3 separate regions of the Homo sapiens genome follow, and regions 1 and 2 are each linked to region 3. Evidence: chromatin contacts called from ENCODE Hi-C or POLR2A ChIA-PET data. All regions are on one chromosome and are shown on one strand. The core of a region is the stretch at or near the end of the contact, and the rest is flanking DNA. Distances in the headings are between cores, read along the strand shown. Region 1 holds the start of RANBP2 (RAN binding protein 2). Region 2 has its middle 42 kb from the start of EDAR. Region 3 holds the start of SOWAHC (sosondowah ankyrin repeat domain family member C).

The links. Hi-C counts contacts between places; a loop is a spot of excess contacts on that map. ChIA-PET counts read pairs that join two places held with the same protein, here RNA polymerase II (POLR2A). Pooled maps may share reads with other maps.
Region 1: a loop to region 3 is called in a map of CD4-positive, alpha-beta T cell, with 4 times the contacts of the local background. The contact joins the promoter of RANBP2 here to the promoter of SOWAHC in region 3. A Hi-C loop is called at or near these places in 1 of 168 maps with a recorded cell type or tissue (CD4-positive, alpha-beta T cell) and 8 of 50 pooled maps. POLR2A ChIA-PET finds 5 or more read pairs at or near these places in 1 of 52 experiments (GM10248).
Region 2: a map of naive thymus-derived CD4-positive, alpha-beta T cell shows a loop between it and region 3 (5-fold over the local background). The contact joins the enhancer-like site here to the promoter of SOWAHC in region 3. A Hi-C loop is called at or near these places in 1 of 168 maps with a recorded cell type or tissue (naive thymus-derived CD4-positive, alpha-beta T cell) and 7 of 50 pooled maps. POLR2A ChIA-PET finds 5 or more read pairs at or near these places in 3 of 52 experiments (A549, CD4-positive, alpha-beta T cell and WTC11).

Annotation. Positions count from the first base shown.
Region 1 is chr2:108,718,087-108,721,124 of GRCh38, forward strand. It overlaps RANBP2 (RAN binding protein 2), which reads left to right and starts at 1,396. Exons shown (of 29, transcript NM_006267.5): 1 at 1,396-1,592. The coding sequence starts at 1,521. RefSeq lists enhancers at 339-1,269, 1,270-2,199, 1,293-1,482, 1,563-1,622.
Region 2 is chr2:109,029,683-109,032,447 of GRCh38, forward strand. It overlaps a transcript of RANBP2 not described here. Among named protein-coding and RNA genes, the nearest start is that of EDAR, 42 kb to the left of the region's middle. Within about 2 kb of position 1,374, at least 9 of the 41 ENCODE cell types and tissues checked have a DNase peak (open chromatin) inside an H3K27ac peak, as active enhancers do; they include CD4-positive, alpha-beta T cell, where a contact is called at or near this core.
Region 3 is chr2:109,613,056-109,615,758 of GRCh38, forward strand. It overlaps SOWAHC (sosondowah ankyrin repeat domain family member C), which reads left to right and starts at 1,309. Exons shown (of 1, transcript NM_023016.4): 1 at 1,309-2,703. The coding sequence starts at 1,435. It overlaps SEPTIN10 (septin 10), which reads right to left and starts at 911. Exons shown (of 11, transcript NM_144710.5): 1 at 743-911. The coding sequence starts at 772. It also overlaps a transcript of RANBP2 not described here. RefSeq lists an enhancer at 1-710 and silencers at 563-652, 683-932, 1,193-1,362.

The sequences.
Region 1 (3,038 bases), core at 146-2,645, 890 kb before region 3:
GGAACTCCTGGACTCGAGGGATCCTCCCGCCTCGACCTCCCAAAGTGCTGGGGCTACCAGCTTAAGCCACTGTGCCAGGCGAATGGCTATTCCTATATACACAGTTGACCCTTGAATAACATGGGTTTGAACTGCCTGGGCCCGCTTATAAGCCGACAGAAAATACAGTATTGGAGGGGCCTGCATATAGAGAGGTCTGACTTTTCCTCTAAGTGTTCCACCCGCAGGACTGACTGCGGGATTTGAGAATGCGCGGACTTCTTCTTCTTCTTTTTTTTTTTAGGAAGTCTTACTCTCGCCCAGGCTTGAGTGCAGTGGCGCGATCTCAGCTCACTGTAACCCTCGCCTCTCAGTTTCAAGCGATTCTCGTGCCTCAGCCTCCCGAGTAGCTGGGATTATAGGGGCCCACCTCCACGCCCAGGTAATTTTTTGTATTTTTAGTAGAGATGGGCTTTCGCCATGTTGGCCAGGCTGGTTTCGAACTCCTGACCTCAGGTGATCCGCCCGCCTCGGCCTCCCAAAGTGCTGGGATTACAGGCGTGAACCACAGCGCCCGGCGGAATGCGTGGATTTTGGCATAAGACGGTGGTTCTGGAACCAATCCCCCGCCGAGATGACTGTTTAAAAAATTGTAATTGTCCAAAACTTAATATTTGTGGTCTTTTTCATTATGCAGTTCTAAATCTCCCTTTTTTTTTTTTTTTAAATTCAGACGGAGTCTCCCTCTGTCGCCCAGACGGCGCAATCTCGGCTCACTGCAACCTCCGCCTCCCGGGTTCAAGCGATTCTCCTGCCTTAGCCTCCGGAGTAGCTGGGACTACAGGCGTCCGACACCACGGCCGGCTAATTTTTTGTATTTTTGGTAGAGATGGGGTTTCCCTGTGCTAGCCAGGATGGTCTCGATTTCCTGACCTCATGATCCGCCCGCCGTGGCCTCTCAAAGTGCTGGGATTACAGGCGTGAGCCACCACGCCTGGCCCTCATTTAATAAGATATGAATTTAAAAATGTATGCTTTAGTATTCACACATGTCCGATGCAACGTATTTAACCAGTCATCTCCAGAAACTTTGTTCCAATTTACACGTTCACCAAATTGGCCTGAGTGCTTTTTTTCTTCCAATGCATTGCGCACTTATAATTTAGAACAAGTGACCAAAACGCTTAAGAGCCCATCACGCAAATTGTTATCTGCTGGAAATCTACGCCCTAGGCTGTGGACACTGGCGGCCGAAATCTGATCCCGGCTTGCCAAGACACCCTCAGAGCACGCGGCGCTGCCAAGAGCCTGGCCGAGTGCAGCTCGAGCGCCGACGTCGCCAACGTGGCGCACACTGCTGACGCAGTACGCAAGTTCGTCACAGTGGTCCTCCGCCGGCTGCGCCGCAAGTTCGTCACAGTGGTCCTCCGCCGGCTACGGCGCTGCGTCACTGGTTTGCAGGCGCTTTCCTCTTGGAAGTGGCGACTGCTGCGGGCCTGAGCGCTGGTCTCACGCGCCTCGGGAGCCAGGTTGGCGGCGCGATGAGGCGCAGCAAGGCTGACGTGGAGCGGTACATCGCCTCGGTGCAGGGCTCCACCCCGTCGCCTCGACAGGTGAGTGGGTCTCGAAGAGACCGACGGCCTCGACCTGGCCGGGCGGCGGCCTCGCGCTGCTCAGGCGTCATGGCTCCCGACGGGCGCTGCTCCCTGGCGCGCTCTGTTGAGGCGCCGGCCGGCTGGCGCAGTCCTGTGGGCGGCGTGGCGCTTGCAAGCGCATGAAGAGTCCTGGGGGGACAGCGGTGGGCGGGAGACCTTTGGCGCCGGCGCTTCCTCTTTCTCCCGGCTTGTTCCCGACGCTTGTTCCCGACGGTGCTCGCTCCTGGGGCCGCCCTGGCCCGGGCTTTCTGGCCGATCGCGCACCCCGTAGTACCCGCGCGGCCTAGTTCTCGGGGGCTTGGGCACCCGGGTGCTGTATCGGCGGGTTTCTTCCCATCTCCTGGACATATACTTTATATGCTGCGGCGGAGGTCGTACCTCCTTGGCCTGGAGGAACCCAGTGGGGACTGACGCAGCTCCGGGTGAGCTTTGGCGGCTGCGTCGAGTGACAAGGTAGGCATCTCAGCGCGGACATTTGCAATGGCCCGACGGCGCAAATGACACTGAAAGTCCCCTTGTTTTGAGTATGAGGTGTTTGTCGCTGTCCCTTTGTAAGGGTCCAGCTCCACTCCGCTCCTCATACTCACCTCCCTCGCCCCCCTCCCCGCCCGGAACACTTTGGTAGCTGCCTTTGCTTAAAAAAAAAAAATTCTAAAGTTCTTACAAATCGTTAGTATGGCTTGCAATTTTTAACCTTTTCCACAAATGTTTTAAGGGTATTTTTCCTCTTTACATGTAAATAATGTGATCTATTTTGGATTCAATAAGACTTTAGTAATTGGATCTAAAGAGTGACGGAAGAAGCTATTAAAGGTGGATGTGCGCAGAATCTTGAGTCAGTTTGCTTTGGCTTGAATAATCACAGCACTGTCGTTTATAAGCTGGGTATTTGGGGCCAGTTACACTTTTCATCCATAGATGGAGTTGTAACATTAATAGAATTTGATAGGATGATCCATTTTAAACATTTAGGGTATTGCTTGACACATAGCACTAAATGTTAGCTACAAGTCACTTTTTATTGTTGATGTTAAAAGGATATTGGCGGGGCGCAGTGGCTCACGCCTGTAATCCCACCACTTTGGGAGGCCGAGGAGGGCGGATTGCCTGAGGTCAGGAGTTCGTGACCAGCCTGGCTAACATGTTGATACCTCGTCTCTACTAAAAATACAAAAAAAGTTAGCCGGGCGTGGTGGCGCATGCCTGTAGTCCCAGCTACCCGGGAGGCTGAGGCAGGAGAGTCGCTTGAACCCGGGAGGCGGAGGTTCCAGTGAGCCGAGATCGCGCTACTGCACTCCAGCCTGGGCGACAGAGGGAGACTCCAAAAAAACAAAAACAAAAACAAAAAAAACCCGGAAACTCACGGATGACCATGATTATAATAGTAGCATAATTGTGTCTCTT
Region 2 (2,765 bases), core at 124-2,623, 580 kb before region 3:
GCTGTCTCCTCTGTTCCCCTCTCCTTTCCTGGCTGGAACAGCTGCAGGACAGGGCCCCCCGGCAGCCATCATCCAGCCTTTCATCTCTATCCTTGTCTCCAGCCTTGCCAGCAACTTAAGCCTAATCATTGCACAATGAAAGGCTGTTTCTCTCAAATGGATGCAGACATCCTTAGCCTTCAGGGGCAGCCTCTTATTTTGCTCACAGATAAGGCTGTTTATTTTAAAGAAATACTATACTAATAACCCTCTTGACTTGACAAGGATCCTGGTTGCTATCTCTGTATTGATGGATTGATTGATTCATTCATTCAGTAAGCATTTACTGAGTGCCAGTTCGAGTGTGTGGGTGAGTCTTAGATTTACTGCCTCCTTGACATCATTCTTTAGAAAGAATTCTTTGACTCTAACTTTTGTTTGCTACCTCAGAATGTTCTGCCTATGCAAAGAACAGTTTCAAATCAACCTGGATTCGAGAGCTCATGAAACTGATCCTCAGCCTTCATTTTCAGCCTTTTCCTCAATCCTCCCCTGCACAGCCAGCTGGCTCAGCACTCTCCCCAGCAGGCCATGCGCTCAAGTGCTTTACCTTCAACATTTTCCCACTGAAGACCCAGCCTTCTCCTCTAGCCAAATTATGGTATGCTACGTAAAATTCCTTAGAATTCTATTTTAAGTGAATTTCACGTAAGTAAAGCCCATTGTTAATGTCATTGGAAAGGTTATTTTTAAATGAAGAGGTGTGCCATACCCTGCCAAATGTGATAATGTGTATAGTAGCACCTAGCACAGTGCCTGGTGCATTCTGGATAGACAGTAAATATGACCTGAATGAATGAAAGAATGGGCCTCACTGTCTGATGGGATGAGGCTCCCTGAGAAGGAGTGGGGAGTGGTGGCCTCTTTGAGGATGACCAGCAGGCTGTTAAGCAGAAGGCTCCTTCTAGAATTGTACTTTCCTGAGTACCTAGGACCAGCTTGGGGCCCCTCAGGCATCTGAATTTTTGGACCACTTTGGTTTATATAACCCACTTCTTATCCAGGTTCTGTCTCTTGACAGTTTTTGTTGTTGTTGTTGTTGTTTGTTTGTTTTCTAGGTCTCACTATGTTGCCCAGGCTGGTCTTGAACTCCTGGGCTCAAGCAGTCCTTCTGCCTCGGCCTCCAGAGTAGCTGGGACCACAGGTGCACCACACCCGACTTTGGCAGTTTTTTAACATCTCCCAAGTCTTTATTTTCTTGGTAAAATGGTTTAATAATTGGTATATATACTCATAACTAGTACACAGACTAACACAGTGTGCATGTATACCACCATCAGTGTCATCTGCACCTTTTGTCTCACTGACTCATGGTAAGACACGGAGCGCTCCACGAGGGGACGCCATGTGTGGAGATGCTGGAGTCTAAGGGTATTGTGATTGGGCAATGGTAAGAACTCCGGGTCCCTAAGTCCATTCCTGCTGCTACAACAAAACACCTTAGAGAGTAATTTATAAATAGCCATTTCCTTTTCACCGTGCTGGAGGCTGGAAGTCCACCATCAAGGTGTCAGCAGTGAGGGGGGCCTGTTCCTCACAGATGGGGGCTTCTTGATGGGTGCTGGCTGACTCAGCACAGATGGGGGCTCTGATGTGGCAGGGGTGGGGTAGAGACGGGAACGCTCTGCAGAAGGAGCGGAAGGGAGGAAACAGCTTCCTCCAGCCTTCTTATAAGGTTATCAGCCCCGTTCCCCTTACGACGGAATCACTTCCCTGGAGGCCCCCTCTTACTACTGTTGCACCGGGGACTGGGCTTCAATCAGTAGCAGCAGGGGATGCGCGCTCAGACCCAGCAGTCGGCTCTGCCCGCCTCGCCGGGCTGCACCGAGTCCGCGGGTCTCTAGCGCACGGCCTGGCCCCACGTGCGGCGAGGAGGGCGCAGTGAAGTTCTGCTGTGTGCACCCCCTGCAGCTCGGCCGGGAAGCGCCCGCTGGAGGAACGGAGAGCGCCGCTTCAGCGTCGGCCACGTGGGCCGGGCTCTGCCGGTGGCAACCTGGACGCGCTGCGGGCGCCGGCGAGACCTGCGCCAACGCCTACCTCCGGGCCACAGGCGGGATAAAGCTGCCCCACTTTGCCCCCAGCGAAGAGAACCCTCCTTCCTCTAAGTATTTTCTTCAGCAACTAAGCTTTTCTGTTTGCTCAATTTCTTGTCCCGTGAGCGCTACCACCCACCCCCCGCCACCTTCTTCCCCTCCCCCCACATCCGTTCACTCTCTTTGACCTTTTGCCAAAACTCTGAACGCTCGCTGCCCTCCCTCCCATTTCCTCACCGCGTTTCAGGAGCTGTAAGTTCTTGGTGTTCAAACCCCCTACGGTTACGTAAACAGAACTCTGCAGTTATCTTCTTTCCCTTTCTTCGGAGCTTTGTTTTCAAGTTCATTAGAGACTTCCTGTGGGTGTAATTACCGCTCTGCAGTTTTGAGCGCTGCCCACCTTCCCCCTGTTTTGTTAAAAATGTCATAGATCTTTGGAGATTTCTTTCACTTCTAAAGTTATTACCTGTCTGCCTGCACATCAATCTTGTTGATTTTATTTCAGGGCATTTTCCGGAGTGAACTTCTGCATAGCGATTTTTTTTGTCCCTCCCCACCCCCTCTTTGTTTTGCAGGAAGGTGAAATAAGACAGAAGAAAAGGGTTAGAACTTTAGAACTCCAGGACCCAACCTCAGTCCTTTCAAGCACCGTCTGCAAACAGATGCTGTGCTAGACTCAGCACCCTGTCTGGT
Region 3 (2,703 bases), core at 59-2,558:
GTTTTTAAGAATACACAGGCATCGGGCCTCCAAACGGCGGTGAGATCACTCCATACCATGTAGCCTTTGGAAAACTCGATGTACACGACCTTGGTACTATTAACGAAAATAGTTGTAACCACACTTGGAAAACCGCTGGCTTACTAACAAGCGAGATAAATCTACAAAAGTAACTGGAAAGGTTCAAAACAGTGAACAAACGCGTTCTTTTAGAGTACAAAAGAGTCAAGGCGGGAAAAAAACGGTTTAAAATCCCAATGGAGGAAAACTTGGACGACCACACCATCGGATAAAACGGGAGAGCTTTTGAAAAGCCAGGGGAGCCGGGCTTTCTCCCGGCGGCAGGGAGGCTCGGAAGTGCTCACGGCTGCAAAAGATGACCGCTATTCAATCAGTCCGCACTGCGCCTTCAACTCCGTTATAGCCGTAAGAGACCCACAAACACCGCTGTGGATGTAACTTTTGGCAAAGACCGGGAAGTCGTTCAAGAACTCTCCCACCGTCCCGACGCTGGCGCCGCGCCCCGCGAACCGGGGTCCGGCCGCGCCCAGGCTCCGCAGAGGCTCCTCTCCCGCCCCAGGCGCCCGGCCGCCGCGGAAGCCGGGGAGCACTGGGCGGGCGGGGCCGGAGGGGGCGCGGGTCACAATCCCGGGCCGGACCAGGGGGCCGGTGGGTCGAGGGCGGGAAGTCCCGCGGGGGCCGGGGAGCGCGGGGCTGGGGCCCCGGCGTCGGCGGGACTCACCAGGTGCCGCGCCACCTCGGAGGAGGCCATGGTCGCGGGCAGGGGCACGGTGAAGCGGCTGTATCAGCCCGGCCCCGAGCGGCTGGTCCCGGCGACGGCGGCGGGAAGGCCGGAGGGCAGAAGCAACGGGCGGGGCGCGAGGCTAGGCTGCCTCCGCGACGGGGAAGGGACAGGGGCGGGGCCGAGCTGGAGGCCTCCGGGGGCGGGGTTGGGGCGGACGCCCTGTGGTGCGCGCTGAGCGTTTTGCCTGCGCCAAGCGAGCCCCTCACAGGAGCTACCCTCGACGCCTGAGGACTGAGCGTCAGCGTTGGGGCGGGCTGAAGGAGAGCTGGGACTCCAGGAAGACGGCGCGAGGAATGCAGGCGGGAACTGCGGAGCAGTGATTGCGGCCCTCGCGAGGCCGGAAGTGGGCGGGCCTTGAGGCGAGGCCGCCCTAGGTAGGTGTGGCCGAGACAGCGGGGAGCGGAAGTGGGCGTGGCCTGGTGGCGTGGGCGCGGGGCGGGGGTGCGGGGGGCGTGTCCGCCCGGGCGCGGCCCAGTGAGGCGGTGGCCGAGTCCTCTGGCCTCAGACGCGTAGGCTGGCAGCCCGCTGAGCCCGCCAGACTCCGCCGCCGTCGGGAGCCGGCCGCTGGGAGCCCGTCGCTATGGGACCGCGCTGAGCCGCCCGCTGGCGGGGGAGCAGCGCGGTCGAGGATGGAGGGGCCGGCAGAGTGGGGCCCCGAGGCGGCGCTGGGCCCCGAGGCGGTGCTGCGCTTCCTGGCGGAGCGCGGGGGCCGGGCCCTGCACGCCGAGCTGGTGCAGCACTTCAGGGGCGCCCTAGGCGGCGAACCGGAGCAGCGCGCCCGCGCCCGCGCGCACTTCAAGGAGCTGGTGAACGCCGTGGCCACTGTGCGCGTCGATCCCGCCGACGGCGCCAAGTACGTGCACCTCAAGAAGAGGTTCTGTGAAGGGCCGTCCGAGCCCTCCGGGGACCCGCCGCGAATCCAGGTGACCGCCGAGCCCGAGGCCCCCGACGGCCCTGCCGGGCCCGAGGCGCGCGATCGGCTCCCCGACGCGGCGGCCCCGGAGTCGCTCCCTGGACAGGGCCGCGAGCTGGGCGAGGGAGAGCCCCCCGCCCCCGCGCACTGGCCGCCCCTGAGCGCCGGGGCTCGCAGGAAGAACTCGCGGCGCGACGTGCAGCCCCTACCGCGGACTCCAGCCCCGGGGCCCAGCGAGGACCTGGAGCTCCCGCCACATGGCTGCGAGGAGGCGGACAGGGGCAGCTCCCTTGTGGGGGCTACCGCACAGAGGCCGGCCCGCCAGAACCTCCGTGACCTGGTGATGGGCAGCTCCCCGCAGCTGAAGAGGAGCGTGTGTCCCGGGGGCAGCAGCCCGGGCAGCTCCTCCGGGGGAGGACGCGGCAGAGGCGGGGGCGACTCAGACAGCGCATCGGTGGCCTCGTCGTCCGCGGAGGAGGAGAGCAGCGGCGGAGGCTCCGTGACGCTGGACCCCCTGGAGCACGCGTGGATGCTCTCTGCCTCCGATGGCAAGTGGGACAGCCTGGAGGGCTTGCTCACCTGCGAGCCCGGCCTGCTGGTCAAGCGGGACTTCATTACCGGCTTCACTTGCCTGCACTGGGCCGCCAAGCACGGCAGGCAGGAGCTTCTGGCCATGCTAGTCAACTTCGCCAACAAACACCAGCTGCCGGTGAACATCGACGCCAGGACGAGCGGGGGTTACACCGCCCTGCACTTGGCAGCCATGCACGGCCACGTGGAGGTGGTGAAGCTGCTGGTGGGGGCCTACGACGCCGATGTGGACATCAGGGACTACAGTGGGAAAAAGGCCTCCCAGTACCTGAGTCGGAGCATCGCCGAGGAGATCAAGAACCTGGTGGGAGCCCTGGACGAGGGTGACGGGGAAAGCGCCGCGGGTAGCGGCGGCGGGCGCTGGAGGCTTTCAAAGGTGCTTCCCTCGCATCTC